2 separate regions of the Homo sapiens genome follow, and region 1 is linked to region 2. Evidence: chromatin loops called from intact Hi-C (ENCODE). Cell type or tissue: endothelial cell of umbilical vein. All regions are shown on one strand. Links, peaks and the distances in the headings refer to the core of each region. The heading gives the core; the rest is flanking DNA.

The links. Hi-C counts contacts between places; a loop is a spot of excess contacts. Peaks named below come from ENCODE experiments on the same cell type or tissue, not always from the same donor. Only the 100,000 strongest peaks of a DNase experiment are listed, where the experiment ranks them.
Region 1: a loop joins it to region 2, with 20 times the contacts of the local background. A loop is called at or near these places in 101 of 110 quality-filtered maps.

What each region holds. Positions count from the first base shown.
Region 1 is chr4:22,406,643-22,414,980 of GRCh38, reverse strand. ADGRA3 (adhesion G protein-coupled receptor A3) reads left to right here. Exons shown (of 19, transcript NM_145290.4): 13 at 1,167-1,380; 14 at 1,591-1,799. Among named protein-coding and RNA genes, the nearest start is that of MIR12115, 100 kb to the left of the region's middle. In endothelial cell of umbilical vein, for the core only: a CTCF peak has its summit at 4,143 (motif pointing left); no DNase peak of the experiment used is centred there.
Region 2 is chr4:22,685,926-22,694,263 of GRCh38, reverse strand. It overlaps the pseudogene GBA3. Among named protein-coding and RNA genes, the nearest start is that of ADGRA3, 170 kb to the right of the region's middle. In endothelial cell of umbilical vein, for the core only: no CTCF peak of the experiment used is centred there; a DNase peak (open chromatin) is centred at 3,383.

The DNA of each region.
Region 1 (8,338 bases), core at 1,616-6,615, 280 kb after region 2:
ACTGTCCAAAAAAGCCCTGTTTCAAGGACTCTGTATAAAGTCTTCCCCCTGGCTGCCAACGTTTTTCATTCTAATCCACTTTCCGTTACACCAATTCAAAAGTTTGTGAGATGAAAGAATAGTGGAGCATTTCAGGTAGAGATGCTGGTCTGTGCAGTGAGCATGGTGGCATAAAAAGAATATAGGAGAACTTAAATTGATAACTCAGTGTAGCTGTGTTTTAGGTTGTGCTATAGGAGCATTCAGGGGATACATCTGAGCAATAGATTTTCATCAAATTATATGGTGAACTTAGGATTTGGGCTTAGTATTAAACATTGCAAAACCAAGGTGTTATTTAAACTGGAATAACATGATTCGATTTGTTTCTTAAGGGGAAATTCCGGTGAATATGGAATTAGAAGAAGAGAGGTTAGAAGCCAAGAAAAAGATTGTACAATAAATTCTTCAACTATGGAATGTTTTTAGATGGTTAATTGTTCACTTCTTTGGTATATATATATTTTTTACTGAATGCTGAATAATTTGTTATTTAAAAATCCTCAATAAAGAAATCTGAAAAAATTCAGTGATCAGTCAGCATTTTCAGTTGTTCCTATGTGTTATTATTTTTTTTTTCTAAATGTGTTTCCTAGTCTCAAGGAAATTTCTGCTAAGTGTACTGAATCTAAACCTCTATTATGTTTGTATAATTTCATTCTTTTGTTGTGTGGAGGTTTGAATTCATCATAAATCACCTTAAAGTTCCATAAGCCCAAATTAATTATACTCATATTTATGATATGCTACATTTGTGCTTCTTTATCATATTTTATCATTGTAAAATTGATACAGCCTGATCATTGAGATCCTTGATCTGTTTAATGCTATCTACTTCAACATATAATATCATGGGAAAATTAACTTTGTTAATTTGAAACACTTTTCTTGTTTACTTATTTAACTCTTTAAAGTTTGCATTTCTGTTTTATACTTCTTTTAATCTATGTTATGTGGTGTTGACATTTCGCTTGACTGATGATTTTTTTAACTGTTAAATTTTGTATATCCAATTTAAAAAATGAAGTCAACCTAATTATACCACTTTTGTAACTATCTGACATATTTTTTTCTGGTTTCTATGTACTAATGTAGTGAGCTTTTTTTATGTATATATATTTTTTCAGAATACTATTGTGGAGGCTTCTATTCAGCTTCCTCCTTCCCTTTTCTCACCAAAGCAAAAAAGAGAACTCAGACCAACTGATGACTCTCTTTACAAGCTTCAACTCATTGCATTCCGCAATGGAAAGCTTTTTCCAGCCACTGGAAATTCAACAAATTTGGCTGATGATGGAAAACGACGTACTGTGGTTACCCCTGTGATTCTCACCAAAATAGGTTTGTATGTGGCATATGTTATCCTGTAGTCAGTGGACAATAAGGCCTTGTAGTTGACTGTTCCTAAAAATGCTTATTTTAGTGTTTTCTCGTTTTAATGAGTCACTAGTGAAGAAAGATCTTGCAGAGTACCCATTACTGTAGAAGTTGACATTTATAATTGGTTATGAAGTTTGTTTCAGAAATATTTTTATTTCCCATTTTCTCCAGATGGTGTGAATGTAGATACCCACCACATCCCTGTTAATGTGACACTGCGTCGAATTGCACATGGAGCAGATGCTGTTGCAGCCCGGTGGGATTTCGATTTGCTGAACGGACAAGGAGGCTGGAAGTCAGATGGGTGCCATATACTCTATTCAGATGAAAATATCACTACGATTCAGTGCTACTCCCTTAGTAACTATGCAGTTTTAATGGTATGGCAGTTGTTAACTTTATGCATAAACACTATTCTACATTTTTGCTATGCATAATTAAGCTCAAATGAAGTGTTTTTTTGTTTTTTGTTTTTTTTTTTTTTTTACTTTTAACATAATTTGCTCCCTTTGATTATATGAGATGATATGTGTTCTAATTTTGATTTTAAAGGGAAATTAAGTTACTACCAAGTGAAATGTATGGGATTGAGTTTGGTATATAGGAATTTTAAATCAACTTTATAAGTCAATCAGTTCAGTTAGTCTTTGACCTTAAAACTTGGAGAGACTGTTGATGCAGATTCCCTCTGCCCAGAAAGAGTGATTTCATTTGCCGAAGGATACACAGTGAGTAGTGAAAGAACATTTTCCTACTTTGCAATCTAGCGCTGTTTCCCACTACATGTCGTAATTGTTAGACTCTATTTAAATTTAGAATTAATCATGATAATTTCATTTTTGTCATTGCAAGTGACAGTATTGACACAAAGAATGTCTTTTCAGTTTTAATGCCAGTCTAGTGTTGTTTTCTGTTATTTGCCGTTGTTAACACTAATTACAGGTTGAGTCTTATCTCTTATCTGAGATGCTTGGGACTAAAAATGTTTTGGATTTTGGATTTTTTCAGATTTTGGAATATTTGCATTATCACTTACCAGTTCATCATTCCTAATCCAAAAATCTGAAATCCTCCAAGGAGCATTTTCTTTGAAAAGTTTTAGATTTTGGAGCATTTTGGATTTAGGATTCTTGGGTTAGGGATACTCAACCTGTAATTTTTGGGGGGTAAAATAACAGTTATTAATGTACAGGAGCAAGTGTTTTTATTAATGAGGTCTTTAAGTGAATCTGACGTCTGAGCAGATAATTATGAAATAAACCATGCTAGTTCTTATTTTATATTGTAATTATTATAAATACTGACATCAAGGAGTATATTTAGAGTACGGTGGAAGGAATTACTGACGAGTGTGAAAGACATTTCCCAGAAATGGTTTGAGGTTACTCTGGGTGTGAGGAACTTCTATGTTATTTCTGATTCCAGCTGTAAATCTGTTTTCTAGAAAATGTTTTATCAAAGTGCTAAATACCTTGAAACATGATATATTTTACATTTCATGAATTTTTCTTTTCTTAAAAAAATAGCATTTAGCACTAGAAATGATCTTGAAGTAAACCTGAATTATAAATAATTTTCTTTGACTCTTGTATGTTTTTTTTTGTTGTTGTTGTTGTTTCAATTCAACTTATACCTTACCTGGTACACAGGTCAAGCAAGCAGAAAGGTGAATAGATTATTTATCAGAGTAAAGGGATTATCTTTTCATTGACATAATTGAGCATTTTATACAAGTGCAAGCAACATATTTAAACATGTATGTTTATAGACTCGGCTATATTTGTATATTTGTATATATAAAGGACCTTTATTCAATTGGGATTAACTTTAGTGTTGACAGTTTATGATTCTGATTCTCTTTGTAAATGGAAGATGTCTTGATTTCTGTAAGCATGAGTCTGGTTTCTATAAGTTCACATTTTATTATTGTGTAGTCAACTTATATTTATTTTTTGTTTTTTTGAGACAGAGTCTCACTCAGGTTGCCCAGGCTGGAGTGCAGTGGTGCAATCTCGCCTCACTGCAGCCTCTACCTCCCAGGCTCAGGTGATTCTCTTACCTCATCCTCCTGAGTAGCTGGGATTACAGGCAGGCACCACCAAACCCGGCTAATTTTTGTATTTTTAGTAGAGACTGGGTTTTGCCATGTTTCCCAGGCTGGTCTTGATCTCCTGGACTCAAGTGATCTGCCTGCCTCAAGCTCGGAAAGTGCTGGGATTATAGGCATGAGCCACTGCCACCTTTTAAATTAAAGCATGAAGCGTTAAAGTATGTGGCATTTTCTCTTCCATTTTGAAAGTGTTTTCTCATTCAGTTTTGAATATAAAATAAACTGTGATGTACTGATGAGAAATAATATTCAACATTGTCAGAAATTTATAAGTTAACAAGAAAAAATTGAGCAAAATAAATGAAACACAAAACATACACAAAAATGCATTTTATAAGCCTTCGCTGTGATATTGCACCATGTGAAACTTTTATTTTTATTTAGTCTAATACCAGTTTAAAGCATCTATTTGTGAACTTCCTAGCTGTTCTTCAAAACTATTAAATTAGTATAATCCTTTTCTGGAAGGAATAAGCTATTCTTTTATCTTTCAGACTTTTAATCTCTTAAAAAAATGTAATACACAATTCTTTAAAGTTAAAATACTGTAGTACTAAGATTTTTTTTCTATTTATTTTCAAAGACTTTTTCCTTTTCTTAAATGTAATTGTGCCATCTAGAGGCAGCAAAGAGAAATGTATTTGAAATTGTTGACAAAATTAAAGTTACTGCATGGGAGTTAGTTGCTAATTAAACATAAAGAAAAAGTTAATGAAATTATACCCACTTTTAGGTAAAGTTATGTTTAGGATTGAAAAAATTGTTTTTAAAAAATTAGAAAGCAAATTAGAAAGCAGTGTCTTTTTTCCTTATATTAAGCTTTTAAAAATTGATAAAATCCTATGTCTCTTGAATACCATCTTAATATATCCTTTTATATAGTAAGTCTAAATTCCTATCTTGGGATATAGTCCATAAAACTTTCCTTTATCTGATTTTAAGAGTTTTGAATTTTTAAAAAATGCGACATAAAGAATATACTTGTTCATAAATCTGAGTATACATCCTGCTATACCAGTTATTTACTAAGGTCTCATTGGGAGCCAGAAAAAAAAATTAAGCAGAAATTAGGTTTGCTTGAATGATATGATCTGGAATAGCCAGGTGGGGCAGGAAGATTCACAGGAGCTGGTGTCTGTAGGAAAAAACAAAGAAAGAAAACTGAATAGAAAGTAGGGTTATGATTAGGTTCAAACTATGTAGTGCTTAATACTTTAATCACTAGTGGTGAAGATAAGCTAATTTATATACATTGATTCCTCTTTTGTTGTGTTCACCTAAAAATATGAAACTAGAGAGCATTCATTAATTTTCTTTTTCTAGTGATTCTTTTACATTTGTTTATATAAAACATGCTGAATACCATCTTAATATGTCATTTTATAGATTAAAATGGTATTCAAAGCAACTTTGATATCATTTACTCTATAATTGAACATAAATGCTAGTGATGTTTTTGTTTAAATAATTTTAAAATAAGTACTATACTCACATGGATGTAATGTTTTATTTATTTCTACACATTAACATACAGTGAAAGCTGGAAGTCCTACCTATCTCTCGTATCACACTGATAAGTAACTACTGTTTGTTTCTCGCGTATTGTTGAGGAGACCCTCGTGTTTATGGAAACAAAAATGAGTATATGTTCCTATTTTTTTGCATTTTTGCACAAAGGTTGCATACTACACACACTGTTCTAAACCGTGCTTTTTTCTGTAGAGCAACATTTCTTAACTATGATGGTGATAATGTATCTTAAAGAAGAGGATGGTGATGGTGGTAGTGGTGGCCAATCTTTATTAAGCACTTATGTGTCAGCCACTCCTCTGATGTCTTTATATACATTCAGTTACTCAGCTCTTATAACAGCCTCATGAGAAATAGTACTGTCATCACCCCCACTGTACAGATGTGGAAACTGAGGCAGAGAGAGGTTAAATGCCATGCTCACAAAGCTAGTGCTGGTATTGGGATTTGAATTCACAGTCTCATTTTGGGATCTGTGTTAATAATCCCTCTGCTAAGTCTCCTTTCTGAAATCCTCTCAATATACGAGTTTCCTCATTCTTTCTTATCTCTGAATATTATGTTTCTACCATAATTTATTTAGATATTTCTCTATTGTGTTTGTTTCTAGTGGTTTGTACAGTGTCATTTTGCACATTTAATTGAGCATCTGTGAGACAAATTCTCCAAAGTGGAATTGATAATCAAAGGGACCAACTGGTTTAAATTGAGGTATTGAGCAAAGTGCACAAATATTGGTTATATTTTTACAAAAGAATGTATAAGAACAAGATTTGTAGTAGAGTGCTGGACAGTGCTCCTGTGTTTCTCTCTAGTCAGTTCCTGCCACCATCTCCAGGAACCACCCTTTTGATGTCTCTCACTATAGATAGGTTTGGCCTGTTTTTAGACTTTAGTTGTGTAGTATGTACACTTGTGTCAGGTTCTTTCCTGTCATTACATGGTTGGAATTTATCTTCATTTTTGCATTTAGCAGCAGTTTATTCTTTTCCATTGCAGTGTAGCAGTCCATTGTATCAATATGCCAAAGTTTGTTCATTTTATCATTGATAGCCATTTCTGTTTCTAGGTTTTGGGTGTCAAGAAAAAGCTGCTGTGAGTACTCATGTATATGTTTTATGATGGACATGTACACTCAGGAGTGAAATTGCTAGATTGTAGGCTTTCCATGTGTTTAGCTTTAAGTAGCTAAAGCCATGCAGTTGACCAAAGTGGTTATGTTGGTTTACAGTCTCAACAGTAATGAGAGTTCCAGGTGCTCTACATTTTGACCATGCTTGGAATTGTCAATCTTCAGTTTTAGTCTTCTGGTGGTAGTGTTGTGATGTATCATTCTAGTTTTAATTTGCATTTCTCTGGTGACTATTGATGTTGAGCACTTCTTTAGCTTTTTATTGGCAGTTTGGATATCCCCTTTTCCTGACGTTCCTGCTCAAGTCTTGCCTATTTTTAATTTTGTTGTCTTTCATTTTCTTAATTATTTATAGGACTTCTTAATATGGGTACTGAATATGAGCTCCCTGTTGGATTTATGTGTTGCATACATCTTCTCCCAGTTCATGCCTTTTTTTTTCCTCAATATTGTCTTTTTATGAACAGAGTTTCTTAAATTTTCTGAAGTACAATTTCTTGGTTGTTGTTGTTGTTTTAGTTAATGCTGTTTAAGAAATTTTTCTACCCCAAGATTATGAAGATCTTCTTTTTTGTTCTCTTCAGAAGCTTTAATATGTTTTACCTTTTATATTTAGTTCTGTAATTTGACTGGAATTGATTTTTTGTTGATGATGTGAGGTAGGGAGAATAAAATCTTTAAATTTGTATTCTTTGTTCCTTAGTGGGGAAAAAGCAACATAGAAGTAAGTCATAGTCGTCTTTTAACATTTTTGTTTTTTTACATTTCTGATTTCAATCTATTTTAAAATTTTAATGGTAAACTCTTATTATAATTCTTTATTCCCTTACACACAGGATGCCCTGATATATTTTCTTTGGATTCCTTTCCATTGTTCAGATCCTGGTACTTAGACAATTGCTTATTTTAATTATTCTTATTGATACAGTGATAATTATGGAAAATGTCCACTGATTTTATATTCAGTAATTCTGAGGCCTGAAGTAACACTTGTAAATATATGAATCTCTGACAAGTAAACAGTTCTAAAAACTTTTTCCATTGATTTGAATCCTTAGTAATGATCATCTTTGTGATTTTTTAACACACATTTGATGTTTAATTTCTCTGTATTAGTTCAGCTAACTTCTGTGGAGAACTTTATTTTTCATTTCTTGGCTTAGTTATTAAAGTTTGTACTGAGTAGAAGAGGAACTAAGATTACTATTTAGTGATGGACTGTGGTCATGTGGTTGCTGGAGGGCAGAGTCATTTTCTATTTTATTTATTACTGTGTTGCAAATGTGAGCAACAGTTTTACTTTTTCTACTCAAAGGTGTCTCATACCACCATTTTTATATAGTGTGTTTAGTAATGTTTTTGTTATCATAAAGCCTATATTTATTTACTACCATAATTGAAAATAATTTGATTCAGGTTTCTGCTTTCTCTCTCTCATTGTAGAGCTTTAACTTGTTTACTATCCTGGTATTCTAAAATTCTCAATTGCCGTAAATATTTTTATATTCTTTTTCTTTTTGAGGCGGAGTCTTGCTCTGTCGCCCAGGCTGGAGGGCAGTGGCTTGATCTCGGCTCACTGCAAGCTCCGCCTTCCAGGTTCACGCCATTCTTCTGCCTCAGCCTCCTGCGTAGCTGGGACTACAGGCACCCACCACCACGCCTGGCTAATTTTTTGTATTTTTAGTAGAGACGGGGTTTCACTGTGTTAGCTAGGATGGTCTCGATCTCCTGACCTTGTGATCCACCCGCCTCGGCCTCCCAAAGTGCTGGGATTACAGGCGTTAGCCACTGCGCCCGGCCTTATATTCTTTTGTATTGCCCAATCTAGCCAGATTTTTTTAAAGGTGGGAAAGCTAATAATGGCTTTTAATATTTTTTTTTTAAGGTGGGAAAGCTAATAATGGCTTTTAATTTTTTTAGTGGTTCTGTTTTACATGGTTAATACTACCTGCATAACAGCTTTAATTTGCCTCTTGGCCCCCAAAGTCTACAATGTTTACTATCTGGCCCTTTATACTATGCTTTTCCCTAGGTTCATTTTTCGGCAGGAGACCTCTTTGCGTGTGGGCAGGTCAAAAATGCTCTTGTGGGATTAATAACAGAATAATAAGGAACTGAAACAACTCAACATAAAAAATTTTTGATTT
Region 2 (8,338 bases), core at 1,299-6,298:
TTCTAGAGGCTGGAGTTCCAAAATCAAGGTGTCAGCAGGCTCATGGACCCCCAAGTCTCTAGGTAAAATCCCTCTTGCCTCTTTCTAATTTTTAGTGGCGACTATTGCTCCTTAGCTTACTGTAACATTCCAATCTCTCTCTCACACACGGTGTTCTCCTTGTCTCTTTGTCCAATTTTTCTTCTTTCAAATTTCCAAATTTCTCAGTGTCCAAATTTCCTTCTTTTTAGGACACCGGTCATATTGGATTGCATATCTGCCCTACTCCAGTATGATCTCATCTTAACTTGGCTAATTACATCCTCCAGTGGCCAATTCTGGCTTCTAGAACCGTAAGAGGATAAATTTATGTTGTTTAAGCCCCACAGTTTATGATATTTTATTATGGCAATCCTAGGAAGCTACCACAATAACTCACTTTGCTTTGTTTAATCCAGGGTTTCATATACTTATTTGACCAAATAAATATTTTCTCCATGGTAGCTATTAACAATCTCTAACTCCCTTTGTGGAGGGGAAGGGGGGACATACGTGTTTTAGAAAAGTAAAGCTCATCTTCCTATTTCACAGATGAAGAAACTGAGACTCAAGGAGGACAAAGAATTCACACACTTGTGTGTGGTAGGATGAGGATCAGAACTTGGGCTCCACAGGCACTCTGGGTGCTCTTTACCATTTGCTTCTATTTACTTCTCAGCTGCCCCAGGAAATATGGTGGCATACAAGATTAGGCTTGGCTTGGCGCTCACTAAGAATAGAACAGGGAACTTTTCCCAATTAATGAAGGGCTCTTTGAAAAAATCGACCCAATATTCTTCCAGCCAATAGAAAAAAATGATTCTCCTTTGTAGAGGAGTTGGGGCAAATGGATTCTAAAAATCAATTATAAAAGCAGCTGGTCCAATGTAAACTGATGTCTCAGCTGAGTTTGGACTGACTGAAAATCCAGCCACAGCTTGGTTTTCACCTCTTCATCCCTCCACCCTTCCTTGTGCCTAAAGAGACAAGAGAATGTGAGCCCCCACCCCTGACATGTTTGAAAAGGGAAACAAATTCATTGATAACATTGTGGTCTGTTCAATTCTTTGCTTTTCTTTTTGCCTCCTTACCCCACCATCTTCCTCAGGTACACAGGACACACCAGAAATAAAGCACTCCCACCCCAGTGAAGGGGAGAGAGTGTCCCCTACCTTCTACTTGATAAGCTGCAGTGGCTGCCGCCCATCCAAATCCTGCAGGGAAAGCCATGGTTTAAGAAGCTGTCTACTGGGATCTTCAGCTGCCAGAAGCAGAGCACCCTTTGGCCAGAGGAGCCAGGCAATTGTGCAAACAGAAAATGAGCTCTCACCCTAGAATGAAGCCTCAGAATACAAATATTTATGCAAACAACAAGGAAGCAGGGGCAAAGGACACTTGACTGCCACAGCCTTGATAAGAATCCAAGATACTTTGTACAAGGCCATCATTTATACTTTCTTCCCCCAGCACTCCCTGATTCTTAACAGAGTTGATAACCCTGGGTGCTAAGTCCCTGATTTGGCAGGGCACCCATTTACCTGATGTTTTGCCTTTTAAAGTAACATGAACATTGTTTTAAAAAGTCATTATCATCCTACTAGAATTTTCCCTTAGTTCATTCATCCCAATTCCTGATCCGTACTCTGTAGAGGTAACCACTTTTAACCATTTCTTCTGATATTTAATCCCATATTGTGTAAATAATAGGGTGTTGCTGCTTATTTTTTTCAATTTTAGATAATTATTGACTTCTGGGTATAGGGCAGAGGATCTAGCACTCTCTCTCTCTGTTCCTCCTCCCTCCTTCTCTTCCACCTTCTCCCATCTGGCCAACATGATAAAATTACCTTTTCATTTAAATGAATTCAATATTTATATTTCTATGAGTCTGTATGGCTCAAAGCTGAGCCATATAGTATACATACCATGCTTCCATGCAACTTTTAATTTTCTCTAGGGTTAATCCACTGCCTGATCTTTATGTTTATTTCATCTTCTTTACACCTATTACTAATTCATCCCCAAACACTCTGACAGAAGAATACATCTCTGAGTTGTTCAAACAACTCTGTCTTCCTGCTCCATTCTGCACTGTTTATTTTTTAGGACACCACAGAGCTTTGACCCACGATCTCCTTCACATCATTCAGAGAGGCTCCTTCACCTCTCCCCTGGTCTTTCTGTTTCTTTTCCCGCTTTAGAGAAGCACATCCTCAAATAACTGTCTGATAAAGGGGGCATGGGACATAAATATTTCAAAACTCTGTAGTTGCTCTGGAATTGTCTTTAGTCTAACATTGCTCTTAATATGCAGTTTTGTACAGGATTTTATGATGAAAATAATTTTCACTCAGAATTTTGAAGGCATTGGTTCCTGATTTTCTAGCTTCTGGTGTGGCTACTGACAAGTTTGATGAGAATACAAGTCCTGTTCTTTTATATGTAAACTTTTTTATTTCCCCAGCCCACCCTCTCTGACCCCCAAGTTTCTGTTTCTGAAATTTCAGTCATGTTCATTGGTGTGGAACTTCTGTCCATTGTGCCAGGAACCCAGTGGGTATGGGTTTCCACAGAAATGTACATGTTAACAGTAGGGGAAACTGGATGAGGGGCCATGGGAACTCCCTGTACTATCTTTGAAGCTTCTGTGTAAATCTAAAATTGATCCAAAATAAAAAGTTTATTTAAAAAAAAATGACTATGGATTGGGAGGCCAAGGCGGGCGGATCACTTGAGGCCAGGCGTTCGAGACCAGCCTGGCCAATGTGGTGAAACCCTGTATCTACTAAAAATACAAAAATTAGCCGGGCATGGTGGCAGGCGCCTGTAATCCCAGCTACTCGGGAGGCTGAGGCAGGAGAATCGCTTGAACCCAGGAGGCAGAGGTTTCAGTGAGCTGAGATTGCACCATTGCATTCCACCCTGGGCAACAGAATGAGACTCCATCTCAAAAAAAAAAAAAAAAAAAAAAAAAGACTATGGAAAGAGAGGAGGTATGTATAACCGAAGTGAGGAAAGTTACTTACTCGGTTTCTCTACATTGCCATTAAATCATTCTACATTGTGTAATGACAGGAACATAAAGTTTGAAACAAGGTATAAGTAGGTTGAAATCCTACCTTCTCCAGTTATCCTAACTCTAAGAAGAGATTATATACAGAAAGAAATTGGAAAAGACACTGAAGATATTTAAAGGTACATGTTTGGTGAAATAACCTAACAAATGCATGGCAAACTATTAAATTTGGCTTATGTTGTCATTCAGTTCTGAAGCAATTGTAAATTGAGAGAAAAAATAAATATCGAAATGTTTTCACGATAGAACGCTAGATGGCAGTATTGCAATTTTTTTAGGTTTGCAAGTTGCAGTATAAAGTGGTATTAAAATTCAGTTATTTCACTAATGGCTGTCTACACCAGTCGCCCCTGGCTAATTACTACTGCTCTTCTAAAGATACTTCTCCAGAAGAAACAATCTATCTTCTCAGTGCTTCACATACTCTGAAGTTATTAGTCCACAAGTGGCAGAATTAATTTCTCTCAACATTGATTGGGTTGTTGTTCTAATCCAACATTCTCAAGCTTTTTGGTGTCAGGATCTCTTTACACTCTTAAAAATAATTGTGGTTCCTAAAGAACTTTTTTTCTTTCATGTGGGTTATATTTTATATTAAATATATTTGCTGTATTAGAAATTAAAACTGAGATTTTAAAAAAACATTTATCGTTGACTTCAAACAGCAATGAAGAGCATGTTAACAGAAGTTACTTATTTTATGAAAAATAACCATATAACCCCAAACAAACAAACAAAAATATTTAGTGAGAAGAGTGTCACTGTTTAAGATTTTTACAAATCTCTTTGCATGCCTGGTTTAATAGAAGACAGCTAATGTTCCTATCTGCGTCTTATTCAATTTGTTGTCTCTAGAAAACTCCACTGTACACTCACAGAAGAATACAGACAAGAGTGGAAAAGGCAAATCATATCGTAGCATCATTATAAAAAGTTTTGACCTGGTGTACACCCAAGTGGGTCTTGAGGACCTCTAGGAGTCCACAGAACACATTTTCGTAACTGTAGCCCTCCTTGAACTCACTTTCCACCCCTCCCCTAAGACCTTCCATTGCAACCCAGCACCCCTCTGTATCTTTCTCACGTTTCTGAGAACTCATTTCACTCATCTGCCCTGCACTAGGGCCCAAATGGCTCTAAGGCATGAATTTGCAGCCATCATCTCAGGTAAGAAAGAATTATTGTATTTTAGATTTTTCTGTATACAAAAAGTAGTCTGACTTCATGGTCCCATCCAGGAAGATTGGCTGGTAATTTAATTTGTCATTACTGTATTTGGGCCCCCTCTGCTTCATTTTAGGGCCATACAAGAAAATTTGGGTCTTATGAAAACCAAAATTCTTTGTAATACCTGTGTTTCTATTCCCCTACCTCCCAGTGTTGGTCTGTACCAGTTAATGCCAAGATGCCCACTCTCCAGGTCTACTATGGTCTCTTCAAGTCCACTGATTCTAGGGACTCAAGCCTTCTCCAGGGGTGAAGCTCTGAGGTTCTATGTTCAACTGCCGCTCATCACAGCCACAGTAGTTCCTCTGACGTCCTGCCACCTTCTGAAGGTACTGCCTCAGAACAGCACAACAAACCTTTTTATTCACGAGTGTCACCAACCTCTGTCTACTCCCCAAGCAAACATAAGTTACTTGCATTATAGTTTTGTCTACAGGTGTGCTCTTTCTAGAAGTCCTGGGACTGCTAAGTATATTAATCAGTCCTCACACTGCTGTAAAGAACTACCTGAGACTAGGTAATTTATGAAGGAAAGGCGTTAGATTGACTCACAGTTCCACAGGCTATACAGGAAGCAGGGCTGGGAGGCCTCAGTCATGGCAGAAGGATGAAGGGGAAGTAAGCATGTCTTCATGTGACAGGAGGAGAGTGCAAGTGAAGGGGGACTACACACTTTTTTTTTTCCTTGAGACGGAGTCTCGCTCTGTCACCCAGGCTGGAGTGCAGTGGCGCAATGCCGGCTCACTGCAACCTCCGCCTCCCAGGTTCAAGTGATTCTCCTGCCTCAACCGTCTGAGTAGCTGGGATTACAGGCATGCATCACCACACCCAACTAATTTTTGTATTTTTAGTAGAGACGGGGTTTCACCATGTTGGTCGGGCTGGTCTGGAACTCTTGAACTCATGATCCGCCCGCCTCAGCCTCTCAAAATGCTGGGATTACAGGCGTGAGACTACACACTTTTAAACAACCAGATCTCATGAGAACTCACTCACTATCATGAGAACAGCAAGGCAGAAATCCACCCCCATGATTTAATCAACTTCCACCAGGCCCCTCCTCCAACACTGAAGATCATAATTCAACATGAGATTTGGGTAGGAACACAGAGCCAAACCATATCATGAAGAAACTGTAAATTCAGGGACCTCTAGGTAAAAAGGAAAAAAAAAATCTTGCACAAAACTTTATTTGTTAACTGTAAAACAAGCTGTTCTTTAGTAAGAATTCAGCCCTATTAGTCATGATCTTGACCCTCCCAACTTGAATTGCTGAGATTCAAAAACTCTGGCATTCAAAATGCTCCTGCATACCTGTGTAGGAGAAAAAGATTCTAAATGAACGTTAGTCTATCTGTAGCAAAGATGCCTGTGTGTTCTAGCCGCCCTTGTTTCCCCTTCCATCTTGCCACACTTTTTGACTACATTTTTCAGCAACTTTGCAAATGGTTGTGACCACATTACTATGTGTCCTGGCCAGTGGAATGTAGGCAGAAGTAATGTGTACCACTGCCAGGCTGGGACACTACAATCTGCCTGCATAATCATTCATGTTTCAGCCATGTATCATCATTCTTCTTTCATCCACTGGCTGGATATACAGGCTCCACTGGAAGACTCTAAGACCCTAGGAATTCTCAGACGGAAGGAGCCTGGTTCTCTGTATCACAGCATGGAGCAGAGCCACATAACAGCCTGTGAACAATCCACTTTAAACTACAGTGTAAATAAGAAATAAACTTTTATTTTTCTAAACTACTGAGAGTGGAGAGTTGCTGATAAATACACTCTCTGAAAACAAACTGCTTCCTTGAGCTTTTTTTTTTTTTTTTTAACATAGTTAAATGACTTCAAAGTGTTTTCTTCCAGAGGAGAGCCTCTTCAGTGATACTATGTCATTGGAGAAGAAAGGAAGTGGAAGGGAACGTGAAGAAGGGGCAGGTGCAAAGGGTACATCTACTTGCAGTGGTTGGTGCAATGGATTATTCATCATGATTTCCTGCATTTACCAAGAAAGGTCTAGCCAAATTTTGACCTCAGAAGGCAAATTTTACAAAATTGCTTCTCAAAAAGGCCGCCGACTCCTGCAAGTAATCTGCTATTTTTAAGATTTCAATAATTCTAATTACTACTGTACATTTACTTCCTATAAGGTCTCCCAGGCTACCTAAACATCAATTGTATTGCTTTAATATTGACTGGAATTACATAAACTCATTGTGGTAATACCAGCTTCTCAGGCATGAAAATGCAAAAATGAATTAGTTACCATATTGCTCTCAGTTTCTTAGTAGACAGAATCTGTCAAAACATGAGGTGTAGAAAGTAATTCAGTAATAAAGGGCGTCTTTGGTTGTGGAAATTCTGACAGCCGTGTTGTGTGTGTGTACGTGTGCAGGAGCCAGGGGTAGGAACATTTACTAACATGAGCCACCCAGGACTTGGACGACCTACCTTTTGGTAACAGAATTTGATTTTCCATTGGGTATCTGCCTTTTACCCTATGCAGCCTAAATGTTTCTGGAAAATCTGACCCTGGGCCCCACGTAATAACTTGTCAGCTCCAGGGATTCATTTAAGGCCATATTCATATTTCATCTCATTGGTTACAGGGATTAAATTAGTGATGGGCTTGAAACCCAATTCCAACAATAAAAAATGAGAGAAGGTCTGTTAAGATTTCTAAGAAAAAAGCTTCCTCACTTTTCCAAAGAAGCTATCCAGAAAGACATACTCTTCCTGCTACACCTCAATACGGAAGTTTTTAGCAGCCATTTCACAAACATAGAGGATCAACCTTGGCATATAGAGGAAAGAGGGAATGAAATAACCTTTGTGAAATTATGGATTCCTTTTATGGTTTAGGTGTCTTTGAGTTTGTTTCCTGTTACTTGCAACCAAAAATTTCAAATACAGTAAACATGTGAGTGTGCATATATGTGTAAATATGTGTGACACATTGATATGTGCATGTGTTACATCTAGCCATGCATGTGGTATTATGCAGATGTAGATGTGTGTAGATGTGAAAGCAGATGTGTGCATACATGCATGTATGTGTGTATACATGCATGTATGTGTGTATGGTTCACACGTGTCTGTGTATCATAAATCCCTGCACATAAAGGAACTTCAAAACCTTTACTGGATATTTTTTCTAGTTGTCTTGAATGCTGGCCCATATCACCAGCCTGGAAATGAAGATAAATGTGAGATAATTAATGGCAGGCTCAAGTGGGATTCGATTGCATTATTTGCATTTAGTTATTGAAGGCTATGCACCTCATAAGATTTAGCATGAAAGAAATCTAAAACAACAGCAGTACATCACTCAACCTTTCAAAAAGCCATACTGCTGTATAATTAAGGATTTGCTATTGAGTAATTTTCAAAACAAACAAAAATGCTCTGCCCTTCAAGGTGTTGACAGGCTGACACTAACAATGGCAAACAAGTAATCATAAAACCCACTCAATACCACACAAAGCTCAACTGTTGAGCCTAGTGCTTTAAGAATAAACGGCAGTCAGTAGAGGCAGGGCCCTTGGAATCCCTTTTGGGTGCCTTCCAACAAACACCCATAGCTGTGGAATCGAGTTCCAGCAGCAGCATCTTTCAGGACGTTATTCACAGTGCAGCTGCTAGAAACTCTATTTCATTGATCTGATTCGGATTCCTCAGATATGTTGTTTCCACAAACTTGGACTTAGCCAGTTAGGTCATCTTCCCAATAAAAAAACTCTCCCTTGAAACAAGCTAACTCCGTTGTATTCCTACAGAGTATCTGGAGAAGTGTTCAAATGAACTGAGATTATGGTGAGACAAGTAAGGTTCCTCGGGGGCAAAATTTAGGGAACTGCACGCTCTCACTGCAGCTCCAGCATTGAATACCAGAAAGAGAATACTCAAGTTCAAAGGCCTTGTTGTAGACATGAACTGGTGTTATTTCTGAACTATTTGTGGCAACGTACAGGTGTGCCACATGCCTCGGGACTAGGCTGTAGCAATCCACCTAAA